3 separate regions of the Homo sapiens genome follow, and regions 1 and 3 are each linked to region 2. A link is a contact called in ENCODE Hi-C data. All regions are on one chromosome and are shown on one strand. The core of a region is the stretch at or near the end of the contact, and the rest is flanking DNA. Distances in the headings are between cores, read along the strand shown. Region 1 overlaps LRCH1 (leucine rich repeats and calponin homology domain containing 1). Region 2 has its middle 87 kb from the start of HTR2A. Region 3 overlaps LRCH1 (leucine rich repeats and calponin homology domain containing 1).

The links. A loop is a pair of places that touch in the nucleus more often than their neighbours do. Pooled maps may share reads with other maps.
Region 1: a map with no recorded cell type shows a loop between it and region 2 (4-fold over the local background). The contact joins two enhancer-like sites. A Hi-C loop is called at or near these places in 4 of 37 single-sample maps with no recorded cell type and 4 of 50 pooled maps.
Region 3: a loop to region 2 is called in a map of B cell, with 12 times the contacts of the local background. The contact joins two enhancer-like sites. A Hi-C loop is called at or near these places in 1 of 168 maps with a recorded cell type or tissue (B cell), 3 of 37 single-sample maps with no recorded cell type and 1 of 50 pooled maps.

What each region holds. Positions count from the first base shown.
Region 1 is chr13:46,666,587-46,670,165 of GRCh38, forward strand. It overlaps LRCH1 (leucine rich repeats and calponin homology domain containing 1), which reads left to right. Exons shown (of 20, transcript NM_001164211.2): 3 at 2,444-2,570. Among named protein-coding and RNA genes, the nearest start is that of LRCH1, 120 kb to the left of the region's middle. RefSeq lists enhancers at 871-920, 1,436-1,655, 1,716-1,765. Within about 2 kb of position 1,530, at least 21 of the 41 ENCODE cell types and tissues checked have a DNase peak (open chromatin) inside an H3K27ac peak, as active enhancers do.
Region 2 is chr13:46,982,709-46,986,086 of GRCh38, forward strand. No RefSeq gene overlaps it. Among named protein-coding and RNA genes, the nearest start is that of HTR2A, 87 kb to the left of the region's middle. Within about 2 kb of position 1,288, at least 5 of the 41 ENCODE cell types and tissues checked have a DNase peak (open chromatin) inside an H3K27ac peak, as active enhancers do; they include B cell, where a contact is called at or near this core.
Region 3 is chr13:46,594,191-46,597,502 of GRCh38, forward strand. All of the region lies in intron 1 of LRCH1 (leucine rich repeats and calponin homology domain containing 1), which reads left to right. Among named protein-coding and RNA genes, the nearest start is that of LRCH1, 43 kb to the left of the region's middle. RefSeq lists a silencer at 1,197-1,246. Within about 2 kb of position 1,546, at least 8 of the 41 ENCODE cell types and tissues checked have a DNase peak (open chromatin) inside an H3K27ac peak, as active enhancers do; they include B cell, where a contact is called at or near this core.

The DNA.
Region 1 (3,579 bases), core at 280-2,779, 320 kb before region 2:
TCTTTGTTCTCATTATCCCTCTTCAAAAGGAGGTTTACGTATGGCTCCAAATAAATAGACTTGCCTTATTAACATTTTTATTTGCCGATCCTCACTTTATAAAATTGCATATTAACAAATATTTTATAACCACAAGTTACATTTCAAATTATTTGCTTGCCACCTTTTAATAAACTGAGTTCTCTTTTCTGAAGGAGCCTTTTTTGGAGCTTGAAAAAAGCCCTCACAGCAGGGTAACAGGAAGACCCCCTCCTCCAGCCAAAAGAGTCCCACTGAGCCCCTGCTGGTGAGAGAGAGCCTTGGGAGGGATGTGAGAGGCAGAAACACAGGCTGCTGGCCCTAGCTCCTCCCTTCCACCGTCCCCAGAGACCAGGAGAGAGTGCCAGTGCGGGCCCATTGCCCTTATTCTCTTGGTCCAATCCTGCTAACTAGGGAAAGTGAAGAGCTGGTTGGTCTTTTGCAAGCCAGGAACCTACCAGGAGGGCACTCAATCTCCTCCCTCCTTCTGCTGGACCCTCTTAAAGAAAAATCTGCCTCTTTCTGGAAATAGCTTTTTCCATGGGTCTGCACAATGGAGAGAAGATATGACTGTATCTCTTCTTGCTAAAACATAGTTACATGGGTAATTGAGTGCCCTGGAGCAGCAGAGATATCAAGGTGTTGACAAGGCCGTGCCCAGATTAGAAAGGTTCTTTCCACAGCACAGCACCTGCTTTTTCTGAGCTCATCAGGTAGAGCTGCCCTTCAGTTAACCAGATTTCTGCTCCCTCATATGGAGGAGAGTCAAACTTCTAATTGAAGAATGACATATATTCAGAAAAGTGCACAGATCATAAGTATACATCTCAAAGAATTTTCATGTTCTCACTCATAGGTGGGAATTGAACAATGAGAACACTTGGACACAGGAAGGGGAACATCACACACCGGGGCCTGTCGTGGGGTGGGGGGAGGGGGGGAGGGATAGCATTAGGAGATATACCTAATGTAAATGACAAGTTAATGGGTGCAGTACACCAACATGGCGCATGTATACATATATAACAAACCTGCACGTTGTGCACATGTACCCTAGAACTCAAAGTATAATTAAAAAAATAAAAAATAAAAAATAAAGAATTTTCACAAATAGGAGCACTCGTAACACATATCCAGGTCACATTTATCATTTTATAATGATGTTTCTTTCCTGATGATAAAAGCACTTGTAGAAAGTTTGGAAAATACATCAAAGTATAATAATGGAAATAAAAACCATCCATTGTACCTATACCCGAAGAGGAGTACCGATAGTATTTTGGTGTATTTCCATTCTGTCTGTCTCTCCCCCTCACATACACAGATACATGCATGTCTATAAATACACTCACACAGGAACACAGCTTCTGAAACTTTATGCATGTGTGTGCAAACACACAGCAGTTTTATTAAATAGTTACACTGAATGACATACAGATTTTTAGATATTTCACTCTGTGGTTGTTGGCTTCAACACCAGAAGGGCAGAGAAAGAAAGGGAAACTGAAACCCATCTGTCTTTTTGCTTGGTAGCAGGAAAAAGGGGCTTTTTGTGGGGGAGGAGATTGAAATAAATGGCTGACATATAAATAAGGATGGTTCGTAGATTTTATTTATCTAGTATTTTCCATCTCCATGAAAACTAAGCATTGATGATAGAAAGTTCAGAAACTTCTGGGTAGAGACCCTCTTCTTGTAGAGCAGAGATGAGACATCAACTTAGACTTTTTTGGCTGCTCTGTGGAACTAAACCCCTCTGGGCTGCAGTTCCACTTTGCCAGAAGACCAACTTTCCTTTCTTTCTCTTTTAGTTAGCTCTCTTGCAGATACCAAAACAGACTTAAACTGTAGCAACCCTTGTTTTAACAAAAGGAAGCTGAGTCAAAATGTTGGAAATGAGCCCGGTGGTTTTGTGAGTTGCAGCAAAATTATCTTCCCCATCCCTACTGCAATGGATGAAATGATGCCTGTGTGGTGCTGGTTGCTTTGGTCCAGCTGAGTTTCCTGCACACATTGTCAGGAGAGGGCAGTTGGCACCAGCTTCCCGTTGCTATTGGTTGTGCAGGATGTGCTCTCCATCTGCCTCCTGGCTGGCCGAGGGCTCAGCTTCTAAGTGGCGGTGGCGGGGTGGCGGGGTGGCGGGGGGACTTTGATGGCATTCCTTGTGTTGAATAAAGTTGTCTCTTTGAGAACTGCCCATACCCTTATTTTTTATTTTTTATTTTTTTTTAAAAAAAGAAAAACATATTTTGTTTTCTTACATACTTGTCATTTGAGTTGTCACACAGAAAATATATTGGACTTCTTGTATTTGTAAAATGTCTTCTCAGATCACTCCTTTTTCCTTTCTTGTTAAAAACAGGTTCACAGACAGTATGAAGTGGCCTTTCTGTTTACATGTGTTCTTGTTGTATTGTCTTTGCAGTCGAAATCAGCTGTCCGCCCTGCCTGCCTGCCTGTGTGGTCTGCCTCTCAAAGTCTTAATCGCAAGTAACAACAAACTTGGATCATTACCAGAAGAGATAGGTCAGCTCAAACAGTTAATGGAGCTGGTATGTTACCGATTTTTAAGATGCTCTTTTTTGTTGGTTGACTGATCATAGCCTCTCAAGGTATTCAGAAAACCTTTTTGCTACGGTTGGACAAGGTAGAGCCTCTGTTGTTTGAGGGCAGGTATATGATAAAGACATTAAGTGGGGAGAGGAACAGCTTTGAAACTTCACTGTGACAGACACAGTTCCTGGAATTTAAAGGCTTCCTGTAATTTACAGCTCCTGAAGTTTGCAGGATTTGCCGTTTTTGAAGTTTATGGGCTATCATGTTGTAGTTAGTATTTTCAGATTGCATATAAATTTGTAAAAAATTATGGCTAAACTGCCAAAATAATCTCCAAATAAGTTAGTAGGCCACACTTCATGAAGGTATAAAATTAAGTCAGAAGACAGAAAGAATGGGGTGCTCTGATTCTGTCGAGATTTTAGAAATCATTGTCGCAAATCGTTGTAATTTTAAAATGTGACCGTGTCCCTAGGGATAGAAAAGGAGAACAAGCTATAGATGAGCAGAGATGGATTACAAATGTGTGTGAAGCTGAGATGCACTGTTATATTTCAGCTCTTTCACTACTAATTTAATTATTTACCCTTTTTCTAAATTGGGAAAGAATGAATACTTTCTAAACTTCCATTGAGCTAACATAGGTGAAGGAAGAAGCAGGAGTTAGCAGTCAGGCTGAAAGGTGATAGTCTTCATTTATCATCTAAGCATTGGCTTATTCCATCCTGATCTTGTGTCAGGCACAGGGCTTGATGTGATTAAATGATGAAAAGGGCACAGTACCTGTCTTTCAGTAGATTCCAGTCTAGAACAATGATGGCCAATAAGTTTTGTCTTTTGTGCCAACTCCTCTGGGGCCACCCGGAGCACCACGGTGCTGGCCTGTGAGGCCCAGATAGAGAATGCTGTGATTGCTTAGTCATGTCTTTAGTGGGATTGGGCTAGGAGAGTGATGGCACCCATGTCACATACGTATCAACTTTGACTTTAATATAGAAATTAATA
Region 2 (3,378 bases), core at 38-2,537:
CAGCTACCTCTGAGCTTTTGTACTGTCTCCATAGTTTTGCCTTTTTAAAACAAATTATCTTTGCTTTTGAAAAGACATAGAATAATAATTACAACATTATATATAGATGTGTATCTATGCAATATAGGGTTTCCCTGGTGTAAGGCAGTAAGAAGGGGTGAGTAAAAGTATAGAGGGAGCTAGGTCTGAAATTAGAAATAGGTGTCCTTCCCTTTTACATGGATGGAGGAGGGTGATTGGTTTTGGAACAGGAAGTTCAGGGAAGCTTCACCAGAACTTGCCTTAGCCCTTAGCATCCCTAGCCAGGTGTGTTCACTAACCCTTGTTCTGAGGAATAGCACTGTGGCAGAACAGATGTTGGCACTGGGCCCTGGTAGGTAGGGTTCTTGTCCCTCTTTTACTGGCTGGTGAAGGCACGTGGGAATAGTTCTCAAATATGGTTTTCCTGTCTGTAAAATTAGGAAACTGATTTATCAGACCTAGATTGATTGCCTGGACTTTTCATCACAGTCTCAATCTCAAATCTGAGGTTCCCTTCTCTGACTGTACATCGATTTTGGCTTTGTATATGTGGCCACTGAACTTCTCAGGTCTGTCCCAGACTGAATCTTTGATCTTTTTTCACTTCTGCAAAATGCAGGAAGCCCTTTCTTTGTTGTGGTCCCTGTGATGCAAGCTTGGTCAAAAGAAGAAAAGAGCAGAGCTGTGATAAGCTGATTTTAGCAGCAGCGCTCCATTTAGCACCAGGCTGTGTATCCCCCATGAACAGCACAGCCCACTGGGTGCTGGTGGCAGGAATGGCTTTTTGCAGAGACCAAGTGGGTCCAAATGAGAAGGGATTTTCCCATCTTGAACTCCTCTCTTCTGCTGAATTTTCACTGGGGTATAATTTGTTAGTATCTGGCATCGATCCCCCTGCAGGTCATCATACCCATTCCTTTCAGAATGTGGCTGGTAGTCATGGGCAGGGAGAGAGGGACCTTGTATGGAGTTTTGCAGACAGGGCTTCTGATCCCATATACTACAAAATCATTAAAAAACCACCTATCATGCACATGCTGTAAGGTAGGCATTGTGAAAAATGTTTTTCCGTACATTCACTCCCTTATTTTGGTCACTAAACTGCATGTTCATTATCTTTTCAACCACAGGCTTTTGTCCAACATTATAATATTGAGACCTATGGCATACCCTATACTCTTTGTTTCCATCTTCCAGATCCCGAGTCCAGCTACCAGCTCACTACACCTCTGCTGTCCTGCTGTACTTGTATCTTTAAGACACCTGTGAGACCTTTTCTGTGCTTTCAGTTTTATGTGATGGCTTGGCATGCAAACACAAGTATCTCTAGGAAGGCATTCAGGCCTTGAGAACCCTTTGGGGTGTAGTAACAGGAACTTCCTCTTGTGAATCATGCCTTTCATGTAAGAGCAGTCCTGTTAGGAGCACATTATTGACCTCTGCACCTATTCATCAGCCAGAAAGTGTTTATTTACTGAGTATATCCTGAGGTACTGAGATCATTGTCATTGCAGTGTTATTTTGGATTAAATATACATTTGTATTTTTGAAAATTTTGGCATAGTCTACTTTCCCTTGAAAAGAATAACATCAGTAATAACTGGCTGATTTAGGAATCTGTTGACTAGCTTGTCATATAATAGCTTATTTTTCCCCCTTTGAAACTGAAATAGTTGGATTTCTGTAACCTGTGGTATTTTTCTTGGGAATCATATATGTAAAGACTAAATTAGAGGTGAAACTAAGTTTAGTTTGTACATTAGATTTAATTAGTATGAAATTAATTTTAATGTTCTTTTTTTTTGAGACAGAGTCTCACTCTATTGCCTCAATTACTCCAAATTAATTTTCATCGGAACTTCAATAAACATTTTTTTTTTTTGAGACAGTCTCACTCTGTCTCCCGGGCTGGAGTGCATTGGCATGATCTCAGCTCACTGCAACCTCTGCCTCCCGGGTTTAAGCGATTCTCCTGCCTCAGCCTCCCGAGTAGCTGTGATTACAGGTGTGTGCCACTAAGCCTGGATAATTTTTGTATTTTTAGTAGAGAGGGGTTTTTGCCATGTTGGCCAGGCTGGTCTCGAACTCCTGATCTCAAGTGATCTCCCCATCTCGACCTCCCAAAGTGCTGAGATTATAGGTGTGAGCCACCATGCCTGGCACTGATAGTCTTTTGAGAGAAATGTATTTGTTCATTAAATGTAGTTCAAACAATTCTGTTTCCTCTCAAAAACATTGAATAATTTGGGGAGAAAAACTAACAGATATGTAACTATTAGAGAAGTATCAAGTGTGTTGTATGTGAATTTAAATATCATAGAGAAGGAAAGGTCAGTATAGGTTGAATGAATCTCTTTAAATTATAAACAGCCTATTCCTGCCTCTGGTTGGTTTTATACAAAATGTATTAGTTGAATTTCCCTATACTCAGACCATAGTACTGATAGCTCACCAATCTTTGATTTATAAGAATGGTAGAGGTTGTTCCTGGATTCTGCAGATACAAAACATGCCTGTACCTAATCACATTTGGTTGATAAATTCATTTAAAAAAACCAGAAATGTGAGTTATGGAATAAAAATTACCAGGAGAAATACCAAGAATAAAAAAATCTCTTATTCTTAGGAACAAACAGATAAATAGTTCCACATGCATTTTATTATTCTGTTTTCATTTGCATTCTTCATGACAGTGAGTTCTCCCCCAAAGAACCACTTAAACATCTTGAAATTTGTTATGTTTCCCATCAGTTTCTTAACTGCAAAGCTTCATCACCTCAAGTTATACTGTCCACTTCCTGTGGGAAACGTGGGCAGTAGGAGGACAATTCGAACTCAGAATTAGCTAAATTTTGCATTAGGAAAAATGGAAATCCATTTAAGATGTTTTTACTTGAACTTCATTCTGTTATTAAGCCTTACTCTGAGCCACTTTATTATACAACAATCATGCAGCTCACTACAGCTCAAAGGTTAGAAGCATGATGGAGTCCTGAAAAGGCCTCAGATATGTTATTCTGGGTGTAAATTTATGTTACACTAATTGTGAATGCAATGCTTATGTGCTTATTTGATATCTTAAACTAGCATCTTAAAGGCTTATTATATGGAGCCTTATAATTTTATACAGAACCTAGGTCAGTGATTCTCAAACCTGGACACAGGATAAACTTTTGATTCCTGGGTCCCAATCTGTAAAGATTCTGAGTCAGTGAAGCTGGATGGAGCCTGGGCATCTGCATTTTTAACAAATACTTCAGATTCTTGTAATACAATTGATCCATACTCCTTGAGAAATATTGGCTTAGATTCATGAAAATTTCAAGAGTTGAAATGATTCATTGTAATTTTTTTTTT
Region 3 (3,312 bases), core at 296-2,795, 390 kb before region 2:
TTTCTTACCCATGTTCTTACTGTTTTGCCTGGACTCCTCTTTTAATCTCAGTGAAAAAAAAAAAAAAAGTACATATTTAACAACTGAAGAAAATAAACAGAGACTGTAGTAAATTTCCAAGCTAATAGCAAGTTATGTAAAAAATACTACTTGCTGATGAGGTTTGTAAGAACCTCCTAGAACCTTATAGAACAAGTGTGGAATACTTGTTTTCTGCTAAGGGCTATTGACCCCAAGAAAATTCAATGAAGCGATCTTTGCAAAATAGTAAATGATTTTTCTTTGTCTCCCTGCAGAAGCAAAGAGGCTTAGACCTCTAGCCACTGTTGAATGCACCAAATCAGGCCACCTCCTTGAGCTACACAGAATGTTTGCATTATAGGATAGGTGCCAAGTGCCCTGGAAGGTTGGTGGAGAGAGAGATGACTTCCAGCTGAGATTGTACAGTAGAATTTAATATTTAAAGTTTCTCGATTTGACGGGGCTGAATTAGTTCATATGAGTTCATAAGTAGGAACTGCTTCGCTTAATTTTGGTGAATAAAATATCCTGGCTGCAAAATACAAAAAAGAAAGTCACCCTCATTTTCAAATGTATGGTTAGTGCTTTCCATAGAAAACATATGGCTAAATGTGTGTGTTTTTTTAATTTAGCTCTGAAATGTGAAGACTGTAATAAGATCTAGTAACAAGAGCGCAGTTTAGAAAAACCTGATTGACTCTAGTTTATGTAACTATACAGGCTATATAAAGAAAGTCTCATAAATGAACTTCATCTAAAGAGTGTGGCAGCTATAACCTTCTCCAACTTTCAGGCTCTGGGTGTTCTCCTAGCTTCTTCTGAGTTTATAGTCTTTATGTAATTATTAATACCATGATGATCATTCTGGGGTTTGCTTTTTGCCCTGGTCACTTTAGGTTTAATTTTATTCCATTCCTGGTCATTTATAGTTTTGTTCTGTCATCTCCCCATACCCATCGAGAACCCTATTCTCCTGTGGCAGACTTTAATGAATGTAACCGCAGATTATGTGTTTTCTTTCTTTGGTGAACTTAGAGGATGCATAGGCCAGGTGCCAAGTGTTAGAAGAAACCATACCTTTCCTGATGGTGCTGCATGGCTAGCCTACCCCGACCATGCAGTAAGTGACTTCCTCACCGCTGATGTGGCAGACCTGCTCTGCATCTCCACAGGGTTTCTGGGTTCTTTTCCAGGCTGTTTCCATATTGCACACTCAGACTGGGTAGGAAAGCAGGCAGGGCACAGTTTTATATGTACGTCAGCATTTTCACTTGGTGATGGATATAAGCTAACTTTTGTAGCTCTCCTAGGTTTATTACTGACATCTGTTCCCCCCTGAGCATATCCAGCTGGGGCTGAAGCCACATCTGCACTTTAAACTTCCATCTACCTTTATGTTTTCAATGTAATTTTAGATTTCATTTGTTTTTAATTGTGAACTCAGAAGAGATGAGTTCCAGCTATGACTCAGTGTGAGTTCCTATGTCATAATTCTACATTTCTGGAGTGCTTACACCTGACAGGAATAAACTCAAGGAAACAAAAAGAACAGGAAAGGCCTTAGGCACATACTGGTTGTTCTAGATGTGGAGTTCTGCTGGCAACTGCCACAGAGTGAAATTGGCCACATGGAATCCAAAGCACGGCCTCACATTGTTTTTTTTTTTTTGAATATTTTATGTAAGACAGGGATGTTAAAGGTAGAGGAAGTAATTAAGAATGGCAGCTATGTCTTTAAAATTAAACACATCGGTCATAACTTTAATGAAGGTGTAAAAGTGTTTTTAGTTTTAAACAGGCAAAAAGGCTTTTAAATACAAGTAACCAGTTTTGAGACTTTAAAAAGCAGAAGTTTTTCATGCCAGTGCTTCCTATTTTAGTTTCAAAGGAAAGGAGGAGGAGCTGAGGTTTGGATGGTTATCATAGATGAGGGAGTTGACATGATCAAAAATGTTTTTTTCCCTGGGAACACATCTTGAGTGCTTATCTCTTCTAATAGATAAAGGGCTGGTGAATTTTGAATGTTTCCTGCAGCTCTGAAGAAACACTGTGATCCTAATGAACACCGAGGAAAGCTTGTATTGCAGCCCTAAATATTACCTGCTTCAAGGAGGCAGCATGTTTTGGTACAGTCTGATCATGACTATAAATCAAAGCATCTTTACTTCTCCAGGGAGATAAAAAAAATCATGTGTTACTTTATAAGGATCTTGTAGTTGCAGTATGTCTGTCAGATGTTTCCATTTTTATGATTTAAGACACTTGGTGCTGCTATGAATAGCAAATTGGAAAAATTGGGCATTTTTTAAATTTTGAATTTTATCTTAGCATATATCTGGAAATGAAATAGCGATCTTGGAACAGAGACATCTTTGTTAGAATATGAAAGAATGTCAGTGAATTCTAACTTGAAGCTACATTGAGATGACATGTTAAAGGCATGAATAGACAAAGGGAATGATTTTCAGGAAGTGCCTTCTGGAGACTGTGGGAAATCCCGTCATGGGTAGAGGAACAGCTTGCGATTGGATCAAAGTCACGCAAAGTTACGCAGGTGGTAGATGCTGGTAGTCAACATGGCTAGGTCCATGGCAATCGATCATTTGCCCAGCATTTTGCCTGCTGAATTTGGGGGAGTGAAGAGGACATTTTCACCACCCCAGGAAGATAGTAACTAGTGCTCTATGTATGTAGCTCAGAGCCCTTGAATTTTCAAGTGACCTTTTAAAAGTTTCCCCCAGAAAGGTTTGAATAGACTTCCTATCTATTACTCTAAGTTTAGGTCTAAGAAAATTCCCAAATGGGTTAATACAGTCGATCCTCAATCTTTGAGAATTCTGTATCTGTGAAATTGGCCTACTTGCTAAAATGTATTTGTAAGCCCCAAATCCATCCGTGAGGACTCTTTGTGGTCATTGGTGGATATGTACAGAGCAGCAAAAAAATTTGAGTAGCTCAAGGTACACGTACCCGGTGGAGGTTGAACAAGGTGACACTCTGCCTTCTTGCCTCAGTTCTCATACTGTAAACGAGTGTCCTGGATGCAGACAATTCAGTGCCATGTCTTCTGCATTTTTGGGCTTTTTCTTGGTGATTTCACTGTTTAAAATGGCTCCCCAAATATAGGGCTAAAGAACTGTCCAGTAGGACTTTTTTTTTTTTTAGATGGAGTCTTACTCTTGTCGCCCAGGCTGGAGTGCAGTGGCTTGATCTTGGCTCACTGCAACTTCCGCCTCCCGGGTTCAAGCAATTCTCCTGCCTCAGCCTCTCAAGTAGCTGGGGTTACAGGCA